Regions from separate parts of the Homo sapiens genome. Here region 1 is linked to region 2. A link is a contact called in ENCODE Hi-C or POLR2A ChIA-PET data. All regions are on one chromosome and are shown on one strand. Each heading gives the region's core, a stretch centred on a gene start or an enhancer-like site at or near the end of the contact. The rest is flanking DNA. Distances are from core to core; before and after follow the strand shown. Region 1 overlaps CDH22 (cadherin 22). Region 2 holds the start of SLC35H1 (solute carrier family 35 member H1).

Region 1 (7,902 bases), core at 30-2,529, 150 kb before region 2:
TCATCCTCCAATCCCCACTCCATCTCTAGCTTCAGCCTTGCTGAAGTTCTTGTGATTCTGCAACTGACTCACTCTCTCTCACCTCCAGGCATCCCCTCTCCCTGTCCTCCTCTCTGCCTTTGCCTTCCCAATTCCCGCTCTGCCTTCTAGTCTCACTGAATGTTACCTCCTCCAGGGAACCTTCCCAGACCTCCAGGCTCTGCTCCTGTGCTCCCTTGGCCCCCAAGCTTATCCCATTGTTAGAATTACTGCGTTTTTACTCTCATTTTCTGTTTATTCTCTCTCTTGGGTATGAGCTGCTGGAAGAAAGGGACCACATCTCTTATTCATCAGGCATTCCCAGTGCCTGGCAGAATGCCAGGCTGTCGCATAAATGAAATGTGTGAGGGACTAGTGAGTGTATGAATGAAAACCAGCATGAGTTACCAGTAGACACTCACCAGATTAACACAAATCAAAGAACGTGACAGTACCAGGAGTCAGTGAGGATGTGGTACAATGGACATGTGCGTTTCCTCATGGGGGAAAACAGTTTGGCTTTATTTGGTAAAGCTAAAGATGAGTACATCCCATGACCCAGCAATTTCACTCCTCTGTATCCATAGAGAACAAGTGCAAATGGGCACCTGGAGACCTGGGGCAATAAGGTTCAAAGCAGTCTCCTTCCCAATGGCCCCAAACTGGAAATAATGCCAGTGTCCACCACCCCCAGAATAGATAATTATGGAATACTATACAGCAAAGAAAATGAATAAATTACAGCTACCAGCAACATAAGTTCATAAACACAATTTTGAGAGGTAAAAAGCAAGACAAAAACAATTTGTATTGTATGATTCATCCCATTTATATAAGGTTCAAAAATGGATGAAATTAGACTTGTGACTGGTGATGCCTGCGTAGATGAACAGACTCAAAAGATGACCATCACAAAAGCAGGTAGTGGCTAACTGGAGGGAGGAGTTGGGGAAGAGGCTATGATCAGGAAAGGGCATATTAGGGCTTCTGGGGTCCTGGCTGGTGGTCATAGGATTGTTTGCTTTATAATTATTTGTTGAACTGTTGTTTTTGTGTGCCATAGTTCATGATAAGAAAGACGGAAAGAAAAAGAAAGGAAGGAGGAAAGGAATGACGAGCAGGAAAGCAAACCTTCTGGGGGCCCTGGCCTCCTCTCTGCTCTGCCCCACCCCTTCCAGTTCAGAGCTCATTCAGAGCCTGGCACAAGTGGGCAGAAGACTGGGTGGGGGTGCGTCCCACCCATGCCACCCGTCTGCATGGGGCTGCCTTCAGGGGCTGGGGCTGGGCTGGGAGATTGGGCAGTGGGATGGCTTCTGTGCCAGGCTCCCTGGCACCGGGAAGCCGGTTGGTGAGCTCAGCTCACTCCGCTCTGTGTCTGAGCTGAGGCTGTAGGCCACAATGATGCTGCGCTCTCAGCTAAGGGATTGGATTCCCTTATCTCTCGGGGGTCAGTCCCCTGTGGCGGGGCCTAATGTGAGAGCAGCAGACCTCAAGTAATGACTCACCCGATAGGAATCAGCCCAGCTCCTGCGGCATTTAGTCCCTGCCAGCTTTGGTGGCTTCCCTGTAGTGGCTCTCGGCCTGAGCCTGGGACAGAGGGGTTGGCTGGGCTGATAGGGAGCTGGGAGGCTGGGCCGGAGACATCCCCCAACCCCCGCTGTGCCAGCAGAGGCAGAGGGTGGAAAGGCCTCCTAATTCAGAAGCACAGAGTCGCGCTACCCAGGCTCAGAGGAGGAGGGAAATGCCTGTCACTCAGACTTAGTTTTTCTCTGCACAACCTCTATCTGTCTGGGGGCTGAGCTGCCTCTGCCTAGATCCCTGGGTGCCCCCTTTCTCCCCAGTACCTTCCCTCTGCAAGCCTAGGTCAGCGGCATGGGATGGCCCAACAAGTGGCTAGGGGAGTGGGCAGGGGCCAGTGAGGGGTTGGAGGATGGACGGAAGGGTGGATGGGTGGGGCTCCCCCTCTGCCGGAAGCAAGAGGAGGTCTGGGAAGGTGATGGTGTGTTACTTGGCTCTGTGGAGCATCGGACAGCCCTGGGGTCTTCCTTGGTAGGAAGCATGGTTGGAGGGGGGCTGGGGGATAGCTGGTGGCTTGGGAGGACAGACAGACAGACAGAAAGAGAGGGGGAAGCCCTTCTTTTGGTGGGAAGTCTAAAGGGAAGCTGGGGTCAGCAGGTGGCTTGGATGGGGTAACAGACAGACACACAGACGCGCCTTCCTCTGGGAAGGCCTCACTCACTCTGCGGGAAACGGGGCGGGTTGTCATTGACGTCGGTGACTACGATGGTGACGGTAGTGGAGCCCGAGAGGCCACCCAGCTGACCCGCCATGTCTGTGGCCTGGATCACCACCTCGTAGCGCTCCTGGCTCTCGCGGTCAAGGTCAGGCACAGCCGTCCGGATTACGCCTGTGGGTGAGTGAGGGTGAGGCCAGGGCACCCCACACCACCTGCCCACTGATGTGGAGACCCCTGTACAGGCGGGATTCAGACCCTGTGACTCCTGGGAAAATTAAGCTCAGGAGGAGAGTGGGCCACACAAGGACATCCACGTGTCCACCATGTGGGACAGGGCTCAGTGTACACCACACACACTCACACACGCTCATACAGATACAGATACACATGCCCACACAGATATACTCACACATGCTCACACACACGGTCACACAGATAGACTCACATACTTGCTCATATGGATGCAGATACTCACACATACACACATGATCACACAGATGTACACACATGCTCATATACTCACATACACTTCTACAGATACATTCACACAGGCTCACACAGAATAACACACACAGGTTTATTCACAGGTTTATTCCCAGATACATTCACACACACACAGATACACACAGATACATTCACACACACAGAAACATTCACAAACTCATACACACTCCTATAGATACACTCACAAACACACACTCATATACCTTACAGATCCAGTCACATGCTGCCACTCATACACTCACAGACTCACACAGAATTACATACAGGCCTATACAGATCACCCACACACATACCTGCCCATGCAGAAATGCACATGGGCTCAGATACACTCACACATCCATACAGAAACACACACACTCACACCTGGCCATACAGATGCACTCTCACAAATAACTCATACTCACATACACACAAACACACAAACAGATACACTCTCAAATACACACTCAATGATCCACACACATTCACACATACTCTCAAATACACATCCTCCCACACAAACACACACAGACACACTAACATATACACACACACTCTCATACACACTGTAACACATACACACACTGAAATACATACACTTTTTTTCTTTTTCTTTTTTCTTTTCTTTCTTTTTTTTTTGAAACAGAATCTCACTTTGTTGCCCAGGCTGGAGTGCAGTGGCGCGATCTCAGCTCACTGCAACCTCCTCCCGGGTTCAAGCAACTCTCCTGCCTCAGCCTCCTGAGTAGCTGGGACTACAGGCATGCACCACTATGCCTGGCTAATCTTTGCATTTTTAGTAGAGACAGGGTTTTGCCGTGTTGGCCAAGCAGGTCTCAAACTCCTAGCCTCAAGTGATCCACCTGCCTCAGCCTCCCAAAGTGCTGAGATTACAGGTGTGAGCCACTGCACTTGGTCTCAAATACATACACTTTCAAACACACTTGCTCACACACATTGCACCTGCATTTTCTCACACACAGACACAACACAAAAGCAACTGTGTGACTCCCCTGGGCAACCAGTCCCACTTTTGGGGCCTCAGTTTTCCCACTTGACATTCTATGCATGAACCAGGCCTGTGTCAGTAACACACAGCCCAGAGCCAGGCATGGAGCAGCAGCTTGGCTGGTGTGAACTGGACTCACGTCCACACTCATGTACACTCACTATGCTGTCACACTCACCTGTATACACACATGCAACGTAGTTCACACATTTGTGGTGTATGGACATAAGAACACATACAAAGTCCCTTACACACATGCACACTCATAGCTACCACCTCACATTCTTATTCACACCCCCTCCCACAACCAAATTATCCCCCAGCCTTAGAGGTGCACCCCAACCCTCTCCAGGCCCTAGATCCTCTATCCAGGCACCAGCTAATCACGGAGCAGACAGTCCTCCAAGCTGTTATTGGAAGCAGGGAGGGCAGCAGGCGTGGGGGTGACCGCAAGATTAATTCTGCTGTGGGGAAGACTGGGCTTCTTGTCTCCCTGCCAGTAGAAGAGACAAGGGTAGGGCGGGGGAGTCGATGAGGCATTCAGAGCCTCTCCCACCACCCACTCCAACCTGCCGAGCACCAGGTGGTGACAGGTGGTGCCCGGGGCCTGTGCGCCAGGTGGAGTCATGCACCAGCAGCCCCATGCTGCGCCCCATAAAACCCAAGCTCTGACACCTGATGTCCCCCAACAGTCCCCAGACTCCCATACAGGCAACAGAATGGAAGGAGAGGCTGTAGGGCGTGTGTGTATGTGTGGTGTTTGTGTGTGTATTTCTGTGTGTACCTGTGGTAGGTAGCCAGAGGTGGGGCACCTAAGGGGTGGTCCTGCTTTCGTGGGATCACATGCAGATATGGAATGGGTGTTCTGCCTAATCAAGGGTCACACAAACCATCTATCAGTGGCCTTCTCAACGCCTCAGTAGGCCCCCTCCTGACCCCTTCTCTACCACCACTGGTCTTCCCAGGAACAGGGGAGTCTTGGCAGTGGATTGCCTTGGGATAGATTCCAGATCTGCCATTTCTTTGGTCATGTGATTTTGAGCTAATCCCTTCACCTCTTTGAACCTCAGTTTCCTTATCTGTAAAATGGGACAACCACCATACTGACTTAAATGACAGGATTTCTCAAACTTGGCACTGTAGTCAGTCATTTTGGGCAGGATAATTCTCTGTAGTGTGTGTGTGTGTGACCTGTATGTTGTAGGATATTTAGTAGCATCCTTGGCCTCCCGGCACTAAATGCCAGCAGCACTAACCGTCGCCTTAGTTCCAAAACTGTCTCCAGACATTGTCAAATGGACCCTGGGGCAAGATTGGTTGAGAACCACTCGTATAGGATTTCATCTCATGAGAATTACATGTAATAAAAACAACTAATGTTTATGTGCATTTGCTCTGTGTCCGGCATTATTCTAATCACCTTAGGTGAATTGCCTCATTTAATCCTCTCAATATTCATATGTGGAAGGTCCTGTGATTATACCTGTTTTATAGATGAGGAGACAGAGGCACGGAAAGGCTAAGTACCTTGTTGAAGGTCACACGTGTAGAAAGTGCATAGCCAGGACGCTGAGGCTTTGCAGCCCTGGACAGCAGGGGCTGTACAGGGAAGGTGGGGTGTGTCATATTCTCCACCCTGGGGGGTTGGAAAGAGAGAATGGAAGGCAGACAGAGGGGAGGAAGAGAGCGAAGGTGATGGACAGGGAAGAGGAGAGAAAGAAGAAAAGGAGTCCCAGGGAAAGAGAGACAGGGAGAAACCTAGTGAGAGACAGGAGGAAAGAGACAGAGAGGAAGGGAAGAAAGGAAGGTAGGGGAGGGGAAGGGAGGGGAACAGACAGAGAGGGAGACTGAAAGGGACAGAAAAACAGAGAAGGGAAGATTGCGGGGGGAGGTAGATAAACCAGAGAGAAAGCCAGAGATACCCAGAAAGAGACAGTAAGAGAGAAACAGAGACCTAGAGAGAAACAAAGAGGAAGAGAAAGAAAGGAGGGAAGAAAAATGGGCAAAGAACAACTGAGAGAGCGGGAACAGACATACAGAAAACAGAGAGGGAGACGCAGGAAGGGTGAAGAAAGATGGTGGGGGGTGGGGAGGGGAGGGCAGGTAGGCTTACAGTGCAGCAGCCACCAGGCCAGGGAGCAGGGGATCCCAGGTGGAAAGGTGGAGAGGGAGTGACTTTAGCCGAGCACTTGCTGTGTGCTAAGCTTTGTGCTGGTCACTTGCCATCCAGGACCTCAGTGAATGTACAGGATTCGTGGTAGGATGTGGAGTCACTGTGTATCTATGGGCTTGGGCACCAAAGGCTCAGTGTCCCAGCTCTGAGTGGGGGCTGGAGCAGGGGCCTGGCTCCACCTCTGTGAGTGAGAGAGGCTCCACGTGGCTGCCTTCTTTGCTGTCCCTGTCACTTCCAGCTCCTGAGGAACTGGGGACACGACACTCTTCTCACTTGGAAACTGGTCCTGAAGCCTTGTGGTGTGTAGGATTCAGGTGCCATCTCTGGGTGTGTGTGAGTTGGGCCCCCTGGGCCTTGTTCTCGGGATCCAGGGAACAGGGTAGGTTGCTATGGTGACAGTGCCCAGTGAACCACACCTTCCGGTATCCACGCCCTTGGGTCATTCCCTCCCACACTGACTCTGGCCAATGGGACATCAGCAAGTGTGCTTTGGCCAATAGGACATCAGCAAGTGTGACAAAAGCAGAGGTTTGATAAGCCCCTGTATGCTGCGGCCTGTCCTCTTGGAATCCTGAGACCATTGTACTGTGAAGAAGCCCAGGATAAAAGGCCACATGGAGAGGGAGGCCTAGTCCTGCCAGCTGTCCCAGTGAAGTCACTCCCAGCGACCCGACAGCTGACTGTTGCTGCATGAGTGACCCCAGCAAAATAACTGCCAAGCTGACACACCAAATTGTGACAAATAATAAATTATTGTTGCTTTAAGCTACCAGGTTTTGGGTTTTTTTTTTTCTTTTTTTTTTTTTTTTACATAGCTCTAGATGACTGATAGAGAAATCCAGTTGGCTGGGCCATTCCTCTGCTGATTTTGTCTGGGCTTACTCACGCATCTGAGCCTAAACCGGAGGAGCAGCTGACTGGAAGGTCCAAGATGGCTCATTTACATGTCTGGCAGTTGGTCTTGGCTGTCGGCGGGGACACATTGGTTCTTTCATCCTCCAGTAGGCTGGCTTCCTTACATAGCAGTCTCAGGACTGTGTTCCAGGACAGTAAACGTGAAAGCTGCAAGGTCTCTTAAGGCCTAATGTCAGAATTTGCATAACATCACTTCTGCCACATTCTATTGGCCAAAGTAGTCCCAGGCGAACCCAGGTTCAAGGGGTAGGGAAACAGACTCCACCTCTTGCCCAGAACAGTGGCAAAGTCACATTAGTAAGCAGCCGTGTGCAGGGCGGGGAGGAATTGATAACATATTTTCCTATCTACTATGTTCCACTCCACTGTCTTCCTCCTGATGTTGGGAGAAGCACGGTGGAGACTATTGCCCTCTGAGAGATCTAGGGGTACAAATATTCCAAAACAGTCCATGAAGTTGTTCTTGAAAGCTTCTGGCTCTTTGACTTCATCCGTTCACTCATTCATTCATTACAGTCTTGCCGAGGGCCTACTACAGGTGCTGGGGCTGCACAGACTCAGATAGGCTGCAGGAGGACTCTGGGGCCAGACAGATATGGGCTCAAGTCTTCTTTCCACCATTTACATGCTAGCTGACCATGGGCAAGTTCCTGGGCCTCTCTGAGCCTCTGTTTCCTCTTATGTGAAATGGAGACACCCACCTGGTAGGGCTGTTGAGAGGACTGAATGAGAGGAAGCTTCCAGCAGCAGGCCTCACATTTTGGAGATGCCTTGCTGATCTCTTTCCTCAAGTTCTGGATTGAGTACCTCCATAAACAAGTTTCACAGAGGCAGAAATCCATGCTGGTCTTGTTCATCCCGTGTCTATAGGGCCTGGCACACAGCAAGTGCTCAAATGACGTTTTGACTGGCTGACTCCCAGTGCCCCTCCACTGCCCCTCTCACAGCCTGGGTGTAGCTATCCATTTGCTTCTCTGCTGGAGCAGAAGCTCCGTGAGGGCAGAAACCAGGTCTACTTCATTATCCTGACCCCAGGATCTGGCACTTAGAAGGTGCTCAACAAATGTT
Region 2 (5,998 bases), core at 1-2,500:
TGGACTCCTTATTGGTCTTTTTTGCTGGCACCTTCTTGTCAACTCAATCTATAAAAATTGGGTGCCTAAAGCTTGGAACCTGGCTTCTCTTCTCTCTTAAATCTTACCCTACATAATCTCATCCTACCCAATCCACTTGCCAATGATTTCTAAATTCTTTACATCAGCCCTGACCTTTTCTGTATCAGACTCATATATCTAACTGCCTATTTGGTAGCTGCACTCCAAATATCTAAAACTTAAGATGCCCTAAGAAGATTTCGTAATTATTTCTCACGCTCCCAATCTATCCCAAAGTCATTTAGTAAATGCCAGCATAATACACTTGGTTACTTAAGCCAAAACCAAAAATCTATGATGAAGTCATCTTTGACCACTTATTTCTGTCATTTCTCAAATCCTGCCCTGTCAGTTCCACTTTCAATACACTTCTTGACCCCTCTACTTCTCTTCCTCTCCATTCCCACTACCACAGTCTAAGCCACAATTATCTTTCACCTGCTGACTGCCACTGGTCTAACTGGTCTCCCTGTTTCCTCTTTCGCCCCTAAGGCCTGGAATCTATAAAGCAGCCAGAGAGATGGCACACGAAACAGATCATGCCCTAAGGCTAAGCCCAGCTCCTCAGCCTGGTCCACAAGGAAGGCCTCTGTAACCTCATTCTTCTGCCACTGGTCCCAGCACCCGCCACAGCGGCCCCCTGCCACGTGTCAAACACATCAAACCTGTGTTTTTCTTTACTTGCTGCTCTTCCTGCCTTCAGCTCCCTTCCGCAGACCTCCGCTTGGCTGAATACTTTCTCCAATGCCCCACCCCTCCCAATCCTCGTGGCACTCCCACCTCTGACGTTTCCTTGTTTGCTCACGTGTTTACTGCCCGCCCCAATCCCACCGCGGGAAGCAGCCCCTCAGAGGGCAGGGCCGTGTCCGATTCCGGCCCGGGTCCCGCACCCAGGACGTCGCAGGTGCTCAGGAAATACCAGATGAGCCGGCGTCCGGCAGGTGCCTTGCAGGAGGGCGCTTGGAGACCCCTGCCCCCTCCACAGACGGCGAAACTGAGGCCCGGGGAGGGGCAGGGGCGTGGCGTGCCCCATGTCAACCCGCGCAGATCCCGGGTGGGGAGCCCGCTTCCCTTCTCCAGCCCCGGCCCCCCAGCCTCTGGGAGTGCGCCGGGAGGCCGGCCGCACACCCACTCACCTCGGCCCTGGGAGCTCCAGGCCGGAATCTCCCCACCGGAAGTGCGAGGCCGGATGCCGCCGCCGAACCGCGGCACGGGCGGTAACTTCCGCCGGAAGCTACCCAGGGGCTGGGCGGAGCCGGGGCGAAAAGGCGGGGCGGGGCAGCACGGGGGCGGGGCGTCTGTTGTGGTCGGGTTCTGAGGTGGTCTGGTCTTTCTGAGGTACAGCGTAGTTTTGTCCTCCGCGAAGTCCCTCAGGCTCAGAGCACAGCCGTGTAATTGTCTGCGTCTCTCCCGCGCTCAATCAGGGGCTTGCTTTGGAACCCCGGTGCCTGCTAGTGTTCTGCATACAGTGAGCATCCAAAAAATGGTAACTTGTTTACTTTTACTGAACAAATTGTTTTTCTTATGTCCAGTCTAATGCTGGGCAACCATGGAATGAACCACGAAGATAAGTATCTCATGGGCTTTTTCTTCTGGGAGCTCAGGCCAGCTGGGGCCATTACAACTTAAAACTTGGGCGATCCAGAAGTAATACGAAACATTTGTGAAATATTTTCTGTATGAAACTTTCTAAGAATTATCTCAACTTCAATAGGTTGAGTAGGGAGAGAGCATCCCAGATAGAGGAAATGGGAGAATCCTAAAGGAGGGTGAGAAAGCTCCAGCCGTGCCTGGGGCTCACAGGTTGTTTGTAACTGTGGTGGTTAAAGTAGCCAAGAGGCAGGTTGCAGTGGCCCCAAAATGCCAGCCTAGGGAGTTCAGATTTTCTTCATCTTGCGGGATGGATTAAAAGGGCAGCATTTGCAGTCAAGAACATTAGGCCAGGGCAAGCTAGGGTTGCACATTCAGACCCAGTTTTGTGCCTTTCGCCCTCCTCTAGCCTCCTCCTGGGCTCTCTGGCAGTAAGACCAGCTGCAAACATGGATCCTTACAAGTGACTCAGCTGGGATCCCTGGCCCCTCTGAACAGAAGGCTCAAGGCCAGAGTGTAAGCAGTGTTTTATGCAAACTGCGGCTGTCACCGCCGCCAGCTGGCATCATGCAGGCATTAGTTCATTCAGTGCTTACCAAGCACCTACAATGGTACCCATCACTGCCCAAGGTCTTGGCTTTATTCAGTCCTCAGGCTTGTATTGCATGCACTTTCTATGCCTTTTGAAAGAGCCTGTCCTCACACCCTTCTCTCTCAGAGGCAAGAGATCTATTTTCATCACCACCCTCATTTAAGTCTCCCAGCTACCAAGGCCAAGGTTTGGAGCAACAGCCTAAAACACCAGCTGGAAGGCTGGGCACTATGCACAGGCAACACACAGGGTAAAGAGCGTGTCTTCTTTGTAAGGCACAAGTACTCGAGCTGTTCCCTGGCTGTGTCCCTGGCAGGGAGAAGAGGGAGGATGTGTTCATGGGGGTGTACAGTATGCCTTACCTTGCTGTACCCAGCAGGGTTGAGCAGAAAACGCTTCGTCCCAGTGCAGCAATCTGTGAACACTCTTAACCAGCAGGTGTGTGTCTGTGTGTGTGTATGTGTGGGAGGAGCGAATGATGAGGAGGAAGGGACTCTTGGAAGGTGACTAAGGGCTCCAGCTGGAGCTCTCCAGAGTCTCCCAGATACATGGAGATCAAGTCTTGTCAAGGTGAAATCTTCACCATTGGGCAGGGGGCAAGTACAGACAAACAGCTGTTAACAGGAACCACAGTTTGTACATGAAAGAGTATTTATTGAAAACATGGTTACTGACAGGAAGCTCCTGGCTGCTCTCTGGTTACAATCTTGGCTCACAACTGGAAGTGTTACATACTTTTTACTTCCCCTCAATTTTATTTTTCCCCAAGGTTCCATCCTAAGATAGGTAGATCTTATATAAATATATATACACGTCTGTATAAGTATGGCCTATAGTAATGAAAATATATAGTACACTCTTCATTGGGTAGTACCTACCATGCCAGGCCACCAATACTGAATGCCAATGTGCTAACGTATGTCCAGGGAGAGAGGCTGTGTGTGTGGTTTACAAGTGCTGCAGCACCAGGGAAGCCCCACTGGCACAGGTGTGGCCTCAGCCGGCCTCAGCCAGCTCCCTGAAATCATGGCCAATGGCAGAAACCATAGCACTAGGAAGGGAAGGCCAACTTCCTGGGGTCTGGAAGGCCAAAGGAAAGCAAACTGGAGGGGGCTGCAATTCAGGTTAGGGGAGATTTCTCTCTGAGGAAGGAAAAGGTATTAATGTGGGGGAAGAGCAGTAGAATCTAGTGACCTCACCACAGTCTAGGCCCAGGCCTCAGCTGGGTTTTCCCTGCAGCGTTCCTGGAGACTTAAGAGGGCAGGACTTGGCCAGGAGGTCTTTGACTTGCTGGGATGAGACTGAGCGCTTGCAGGGAGAAATTTCCGTCTGCTCTGATATCTGTATGGGCCAGAGAGATCTGGTGGCTCTAAAGACCAGAGATGTTAGAGCCAACCTCAGAAGCAGCAACGTCTTGGCACCATATGAAGCTGGAGTGAGCCCTCATCAAAAAAGACAAAAGCAAAAGCCTCAGGCTTGTACTCAGATCTAAGATACAGGTAGTCACTTCAAGGCTCTCAACACGCCCAACACACCTGTCCTCTGCAGGCAGCCTTTCCTGGGCCAGCTGTTGCTCACGTGGGGATCCAGCTGATCAGAGAGCAGGCTCAGGAGGAAAAGGTGAGTGGCTGTTGTTAAATCCATTTCAAGAAGCAGTTTCTTGGACTGGAAGGCAAGGGCATCTGCTGTTTGTTCCTCGTGGCCCAATCCCAGGCTTCATGGTGATGGAGTGGGCAGAGCACCCTGCCTTCATGACTCTTAGTAGACAGGGACCAAGAGGAAACTCTGGGTGGTCCGAGGTGGGTTTGAGAAATGGCTGGCATTTACTGGCCACCAAAATCACTACAGATTCTGTACAAGCAAAAGACAAGGCACCAGAATGTAAGTGTTTCTCCTGGGCCCAAAATCCCTTCTCCTGGGTACCGTCGTTTCTGGCTCCAGGCTCAGCCATAGTGATAGACAAAGTCATAGCTGCTGGGCTCCTTGGGGATGGGGGGTGGGGCTTCGGGAATCTGGATGTTCTCCAGGTCCAGGAGCCGCAGCTTCATCTCCATGCTCAGCAGGGTGTCCAGGTCACTCTTGGTCAGCTCACTGGACATGTCCTTCCCCAGAAGGGCACTGAGGCCATCAATCCAGATGCAGTACTGTGGGGAGCAAGTTGCAAAATGTCACATCGTGACCCCTGGTCAGCAGGAGATCCTGCCAAGGTCTCTTTTCTGATGGGGCTCACAACAGTTCCTTTTGGAACTAATCAGTATAGGCAAAACTGATTTGGAATGATAGCAAAGATAAATTAGGAGGTGATCCTTCACTTTCTCAAGAGATCTGGTTTTTATAAGGGGTTTTATATTACAACTCCTTACAATAATATGAAGGAGAACCTAAAAATGCAATAAACGAATACAGCAAAATGAGATCTGAGTACTGGGGCATCATCTACCTGAAGTTACCCAAAATCAGAAGCGAGAGAAGGGAAATATGTATTAGGTGAAAAGAAGCAAGACACAAACAGAAGTCACTGTGGGATCTCAATTTTGTGCCCCGCCCCCCCGAAAACAAAATTAAAAATAATCCAGTCAATACATATTAAAGAGTAAATACTAAAGAAATGGAACTGGTGGGTCTCATGCTAAGAGGGGGTGACCAGGAAGCCTTCTGATCCCACCGCTCCCTGACTCTTCCTGCTTCCTCTGCTGCCATTTTCCTTTTTCCACACCGTTGCTCACCTGGTTCCCCACTTGCTTGTTCTTCATTTCCTCTCAACCAAATTCCACTAGCGGCAGCTCAGGCCCTGCCCAAGTGTCTCCTCTGCCAGAAGTCCCACCTCTAGTTCCCAGTGATGGCTCTCAGAGCTCACCAGGCACATAGGGTCTCAAATGCAATCACTCATTTAATATCTAGTATCTTCCAGTGCTGCAGATGGAACTACAGGGCCCTTGTCAGAAGGACCAGTTCCATCTGGCTTCAAAGTCCACACTGGATCCATTACAACATGTGACCAGGAGCCCCTAGGAGGAAGGATCTGTCAAGTTCTCTTGGGTAGCTGACCACAGAGAAACTGAAAAGGGGAGAATTTTCCCAGTCCCAGGTAAATGACTCATTCCTAGTTGACCTTATCTTTGTAATGACAACCTATGGCTGCTGCTGAAGAGTAATGTGGAGAGCCCAGCTCACAGATAAACAATCCAGAGTGTGACAGATCCTTGGCAGCCACCCAATGCGCCTGGAGGAACCTCAGGTCCAGCATTATGTAATGATACCTGCTGCTTCATCTGGGTGCCCCCCCAACCACAGCTCCTCCTTTGAGACATTCCCATCCTATTGAAATGCCACCTTCTTCTCAAAGCCTTCCTAGGCTTCAATATACACTGCAGCCACCCACCACAGGGGACTTTCCTGTTTTGCTCATTCCTGCCACCAACTGAAGAGTTACAGAAATAGCTCTGTTGTCTAAGGCAGCGCCACACTGCTCACCTCATATTTATTAGGTGCGATGAAGTTTAAGGTCTCATCAGGGTCATACAGGATGGAGAAGGCCAATTCCAACACCTCCTGAAGGAGAAAGGGTTTAAATTAGAGCGATGGAACAGCCTGGGGTCTGCACATCAAGATCTTGGCCAAAGTCCTAGTGACTCGGCATCATCACCAAACATGCTGATTCAGATGAATGTCATCAATGCTCCTAGGCGGCCACAAGTGTGGCTGGAGATGAGGCCCAGCATAAATCAACCTTAACTTACCCACTCCCTGCCCAAG

What was found. Hi-C counts contacts between places; a loop is a spot of excess contacts on that map. ChIA-PET counts read pairs that join two places held with the same protein, here RNA polymerase II (POLR2A). Pooled maps may share reads with other maps.
Region 1: a loop to region 2 is called in a pooled map of gastrocnemius medialis, with 1.9 times the contacts of the local background. The contact joins the enhancer-like site here to the promoter of SLC35H1 in region 2. A Hi-C loop is called at or near these places in 1 of 168 maps with a recorded cell type or tissue (CD14-positive monocyte) and 2 of 50 pooled maps. POLR2A ChIA-PET finds 5 or more read pairs at or near these places in 3 of 52 experiments (A673, CD4-positive, alpha-beta memory T cell and Panc1).

Annotation. Positions count from the first base shown.
Region 1 is chr20:46,214,569-46,222,470 of GRCh38, forward strand. CDH22 (cadherin 22) reads right to left here. Exons shown (of 12, transcript NM_021248.3): 5 at 2,258-2,425. Among named protein-coding and RNA genes, the nearest start is that of CDH22, 90 kb to the right of the region's middle. RefSeq lists enhancers at 1,279-1,815, 2,354-2,889. Within about 2 kb of position 1,280, at least 5 of the 41 ENCODE cell types and tissues checked have a DNase peak (open chromatin) inside an H3K27ac peak, as active enhancers do.
Region 2 is chr20:46,363,175-46,369,172 of GRCh38, forward strand. It overlaps SLC35H1 (solute carrier family 35 member H1), which reads right to left and starts at 1,251. Exons shown (of 10, transcript NM_015945.12): 1 at 1,197-1,251. LOC124904917 (a long non-coding RNA gene) reads left to right here and starts at 1,365. Exons shown (of 3, transcript XR_007067614.1): 1 at 1,365-1,546. ELMO2 (engulfment and cell motility 2) reads right to left here. Exons shown (of 22, transcript NM_133171.5): 21 at 5,717-5,794; 22 at 2,876-4,386. The coding sequence ends at 4,186. RefSeq lists a silencer at 972-1,391 and an enhancer at 5,416-5,645.